Linked DNA regions of Homo sapiens: region 1 is linked to region 2. Evidence: read pairs that join two places in POLR2A ChIA-PET (ENCODE). Cell type or tissue: PC-3. All regions are shown on one strand. Links, peaks and the distances in the headings refer to the core of each region. The heading gives the core; the rest is flanking DNA.

What was found. Peaks named below come from ENCODE experiments on the same cell type or tissue, not always from the same donor. Only the 100,000 strongest peaks of a DNase experiment are listed, where the experiment ranks them.
Region 1: POLR2A ChIA-PET joins it to region 2 with 5 read pairs; 2 of 35 experiments call an interaction of 5 or more read pairs at or near these places.

What each region holds. Positions count from the first base shown.
Region 1 is chr18:38,939,399-38,942,320 of GRCh38, reverse strand. No RefSeq gene overlaps it. Among named protein-coding and RNA genes, the nearest start is that of MIR924, 680 kb to the left of the region's middle. RefSeq lists enhancers at 833-1,022, 1,073-1,482, 733-1,932. In PC-3, for the core only: no CTCF peak of the experiment used is centred there; a DNase peak (open chromatin) is centred at 1,300; H3K27ac peaks cover 1,850 bases.
Region 2 is chr18:39,219,488-39,222,409 of GRCh38, reverse strand. The region is part of intron 3 of MIR924HG (MIR924 host gene); the gene reads left to right. Among named protein-coding and RNA genes, the nearest start is that of MIR924, 400 kb to the left of the region's middle. In PC-3, for the core only: no CTCF peak of the experiment used is centred there; no DNase peak of the experiment used is centred there.

The sequences.
Region 1 (2,922 bases), core at 193-2,692, 280 kb after region 2:
ATTTTATAACCAATTGGCTGTTTGAATGTTTGTTATTGGTGGAAGCTCTTTTGTTTTGTTTTGAAGTTCTTTTGTTTTATTTCTGTAAGTCAATTACAGGAAATGACTCCAAGTTAAGTTTCAGTTTGCTTAACTAAGAGCTTCTGGTACAAACTATCTCTGTCTAATGGCCCCTTATTTGCTTTAAAAGAATGATGTTACATGTTACAAAAGGATCCACCAGGAGCCTTTCTGTTATAATCACGTGCATTGGGGTTGATTGAAGAAGTCCAAGAAAAGAATGCCTAAGAAGACAAATCTTTTGTGAACTTCACTTACACAAGGTTAACAAAATGCAGACCCTTTTCCACTATATTAGCAGTTTGCCTCCCTCACCCCTGCTGAGTCCTAGCAAAATGACACAATGATTGAGATTATTGCCAAGCCAAAGCGTGAGCTGTGAAGGAAAATCTCCAGCCTCTGCCTAGAAATGAAGCACAGTTCGAATGTCCTTCTCTAACTCTAAACTGCAGCTAATTGCACTGTAGAGCAGTGGCTTTCAGCGCACAGTCCCAGGACAGGCAGCATCACTGTCAGTTGCGTCACCTGAATACATCACCTGAAATTCTCAGACCCTAACCCCAAACTACTGAATCAGAATCTCTAGGGTTGGGCCCAACAACTTGAGCTTTAACAATCTCCCCTAGAAGATTCTGAGATGAGAAGTCTTCCTATTGAAGGTTTTTCTCAATTGAAGGATTCATGGTCTCACGGGCTTCAAGGAATGAAGCCCTGGACCACAGCGGCTAATGTTATAGCTCGATTAGAGAAACGCGCAGACCCAAAGAGTGTGCTGCGGCAAGATTTATTAAAGCGAAAGTGAAAGTAAAGCAAAAGCGAAAGTAAAGCAAAAGCGGAAGTAAAGCAAAAGCGAAAGTAAAGCAAAAGAGAAAGTAAAGCTTCCATGGGGATCCGGAATGGCTGCCGTTTCTGGCTTGGGTGTCTTAGGCTTATGTCCCCTTATGACTCCTCCCCTTTTCCTTTTCCTGTCCTGTAGGATTAGCTTATTTTCTATCCGCTTGTGGGTTGGTGGGCCTGCTTGGTTAAAAACATCAGGCTGCAGCTAGAGCTTAAACTCCCTATATGATTGGTTGAAGTTTCAATGCCTTAGTTTGCAGCTGTGACTCATTTTGGCTTAGAAGAAAGTCCCCTTTGATTGCTTGAAATTTCAATCCCTTAGCTTGCAGCTATGACTCATTTTGGTTTAGGGGAAAGTCCCCTTTCATTGGTTGAAGTTTTAATCCCTTCGCTTGCAGCTATGACTCATTTTGGCTTAGGGGAAAGTCCCTGTTGATTGGGTGAAGTTTCAATCCCGTACCTTGCAGCTATGACTCATTTTGGCTTAGGGGAAAGTCCCCCTGGGGAAGTCCCTGTTGACCCAGGAAGTCCAGCCAACTTAGCCACTTAGTCCCTCAATTCTGATATATGTCAAAGGTTGATCCTACTTTTCTAGACTCTAGAATCTAGAATATTGTTATTTTTTCAACAAGGTCCTGAAATACAAGTCAACTAAAGAAATTTGAATATTAGCAAGAAAAGAGCAGGATTAAATGGATGTTCTAAACTTGTTGAATGAGTGTGCTTCTTATCACACAGGGCATCTGCAAAAGTTTGTTCTCTTTGCTGATTTAAGAAAATCATTCAAATAATTCTGAATTTCATCACTTCTGTTTGCACACATTTGGCTTTACTGCACACCAGTAGCTCAGATTTTCCAGGATGGGAAGATGAAAGATTGGAGACTTAGCCTCAAGAAACTCTTAGTTTGATGTTGAGAGGCAGATGCTGAAGAGAGGAGGCAAAAGACCTAGACAATAATAATTAAATTACAGCAAAATGCCAGCAATAATGGAAATGCCATTAAGGGAGGAGGTGAGAAAAATAAAGTGGCTAATCCTGTTGAGAAGCAGTTCACAGAGGCTTCTCAGAAGAGTTGGCACCTGGTCAGTAAAGAATAATAAGTAGAAGTAAAGTCAACAACATTGGGGGTGGGGGGTGGGGGTTCATTTCAGAAACACGGTAGGCAAAGGAATAAAATTTTAAAACTGGCATTTGAGAGGTAGAGGAAGTAATGTTTCCAGAGAGGAGGCCACAGACTTTTATGGGCTCAAATAACAAAGGCTTTTCCCACCACGCTTATAAGGTTATGCTGAACATGGTAAAAATGCTTCCTTCCTGGACAGGATACTCTGCTGTTCTTATTCCCCTCCTGGGCATATGTCCTAACTAATTTATTCAACACTACCCTTATTGGAGGTTAGTTGTGCATTGAAAGGTGACAGGTTGTTGACCCTGAGGATCCTTAGCAATTAGCAGAAACTCAGTAATCTCAATTCCTCTTGAGTGTCTCTTGATTTCACAGACCAGGAAAGGGCTGAACTCTATTTTCTATATTTCCATAAATGCTTTCTACAGGGCTCTCTTCCAGGTGGTATTGTGGATGGAGTCTGAAGGAGAAGACAAGTTCCAGATAAACCTGACCTTACCTTTTTAGAAAGAGATGGGTGAAAAGAGATGGGGGCACAGAGGTGACTATCCAGACCAGCCCTATGCACTAATAAAAAAATTTTCAAGTAGCTCGGTTTATTCTTCTCTTATTGTTCTTGTAGGGAAGGCATTTAAAATTTTATCTTTGCCATTATCTCACATCTTAACCTTCAGGAAAGGTAACAAGAGTTTTTCACAAATTTGATTCCTTTGAACTACCAAGGCAGACAAAAAAGTAATGATGTGAAATACATATGGTGTCAATGAGAATTGATGGAATATAAATGGCTGAGGATAAGCATGAATACTACTCTCCCTGTCACATACACACACACACACACACACACCACCCCTCAAAAATAGTACTTGAAAGAATATGGTAAACATAAATGTAAA
Region 2 (2,922 bases), core at 299-2,798:
TCTCACAACAGTTTATAGAAACCTTTTGTTCAATGTCCCTATCAGCATTTTTCAGTACCTTTATTCTGTAGGATGTGCTGTGGAAAGCATTGATCTATACTACCATGTCACAGTTCTATATGTACAGAATAATGACCTAATCTGCTAGTTAAGCCACACACTTTTGAGAGACTGGAGGTAGCTATTAATGACAATAGGCATTAGCCATTCCAGACACCTCAGTGTAAGGGTCACTCTACTTAGGTGGCATTATATGCTCTCCATGCTGGTGCCTAGCTAGCTTTTTAACCTCATTCTCTTGTCCTTAGCAGCCCGTTTTTAATCTCCTGCTACTCATAGGCTTTTGGACACAGCACATACTTTTTATTCTCTGTGCCTTTGTATTTGCTTACGCCTAAAACATTTCCACTCCCATCAGGAACTTTAACAAGTTCTCCAGTGAAAGGTAGAAACCTTTCAGTGAACAGTCATACCACTTCCCCAAGGCAAACTCTGTTCCATCCTATATTACAGCCAACTATAATCTAGGCTTCCTCCTTCCTTTACATTGTGAAATGCATGTGTTTTGGGATAATTTTTTACTGTATTGAATTGCTAAGCATTAAGCTATATCATATCCAAACTAAAAGTTATGTATTTCTCCCATATTCAATACGTGCAGATATGTATTGAAATGTTAGAGCAGAAGTCATTTTTACTCTAACATAATTATTTAACAATGGTTTTATGGATCAATTATCAGCCTTTCCTAGTACTAGATGTCAAGGGAGATTTGAATGAAGATGTTTAAATCTTCGAAAGGGGTAGAGACACACACATGTGCTATGTTGAGTTTATGCAAGTGTTCAAAGCAACAAATAAGGTTAATACAAATATACTGACATTATGACAATTTGAATAAAAATCTAGACAAATATATTGGTATTATCATAGTTTTGATTTATAGGAAAGGTAAGAAGAGAAAGAGCAAATGAGAAGGGATGGACTAGAACATTTAGAAGTGTGACAAGAAGGAGAGGATGGACTTCTATTAGACAGCAGTGACATTTCCTACCTCTCCTTCATTATCTTAATTATAGTACCTTTCATAAAGACGGTTGCTTATTTTCAAGTTGGAAAAGAGGAATATTGGACTAAACAATACCCTATACTCAACCTGAACTATAAGAAAACTGAAGAATGAGAATATTTATTGCGGTCTACTTTTCCATTTTCCCACAAAGCTTTGGACAACCACTCTGTTTAGTTCACAGACGGATCACAAGTTTATCTTTACAATGTTGGGTCTATCTCTGAACCCCTGGATGTTGAAAAAGAACCCACCTTTGAAAAAGAATAATGAGAATGGGAAGATCTGAGCTGCTGGAGTGCCCAATGGCAATGATGGGAGAGGATACAGGCAAGTGATAGAATCCAGAAAAAGGACAGAAAAGAAAGACTTACATAATTAAGTTGGTTTGAAGGCGCAAAGATACTGTGGTGGTTGAGAGCCTAGATATCTGATGGAAATAAATACAAACATGGACAAAGTAAGCAGAGATGCAGGAAGCTAAAGAAATGAAGTTTACATTTTAAAAACAATATGAGAAGTTTAGTTTGAGGGAAAGAATGACCTGACTATTAGAAAGAAAGGTGAGTTTCCTTATCAGAAACATTCAGGATTAAGTGCAAAAAAGAAAAAGCTATGAGAAATATTTGTTATAGGAGTTTTTCTATAAGGGACATTGAGCAACATTGTTAATAATATATTTACCAGCTTTATTTATAGACAAAAAAGTATAAAATTAACACATGATCTGTGATTATCTTGATTGTCAGATAAAGTCAAGAGTTAAATTTCAAAGTTTCAATCTATACAGACAAATATATAGGGAATATAAACAACTTTAGTTACAAGAAAAACTATTATAGTTATTCAAATTCTCATGCACCTTTTATCCAGTCATCTGGATTCTGCTTTTAATTCAGTATTAGGCCCTCCTAGACCTGGATCCACAGTTTAATGGGGAAGCCTGGGACTCATAGTCCACAAAGTTTTTCAAATTCTGAAAGCTTGAATCCTCTGCTTGTTTCTCTTATCACTCATGGCTGCCTGTCTTAGGAAGTTAGTCAATTTCTCTATTGAAATTAGTAGTTATTTTATAATATGGTAACTATAATTAAGAATTATAAGATAACTCACATATATATCTTCAGGTGAAGACATATATCTCTCTAACCCCAAATGTGTGTCCAATAGTCTTCTCACCTGCCATCTCCTCCTAAATATTTCAAAGACATTTTAAACTCAATATGGTTAAAACTAAATTAGATAAAAATCATATGATTTCTTACCTCTCCAAATTTATGTAATCTTGAAACTAGGAGTAACTCTGACACTAAAGAGGTATGTTTGATACCCATATCATTAAATATTCTTTTATCCCCCTTATTTCTCTTCATACACCTACCACTTTTGTCCAGATCTTTTTTTTTTTTTTTTGGTCTAAGACTTTTATATTAGCCACTTTACTGTTCTACCTGTGTTTTTCTCTTTTCCACCTTGACTTCTCCATATACTAGACAATCGTATTTTCAAAAGGAAAATTTGTATCATATTCTCTTTATGTTTAAAATCACTCTAATCTCATTGTTTTTAAACTCTATGTGGCATCTTGCAACTTGGCCTTCAAGGCCTGGTATGACGGTATCAACTTTAGGAGTTCCTCTTCAGCTTTATTGAACAGTTGAATCTATCCCACTTTTTCTGTTTCGGAGTCTGTAGTCTTCTCCTGCTCCTTTAAAGCTCCATGCCTAAACCTCCCTTGTATCTCAATGTTGGCACATCTTATACCACCAACATGAAATGTTTTTCTCTGTCATCAGTCATTATCTTCATAACTGTTCAATTGCCATTTCTTCGGAAAAGTGTCTCTAACTTTC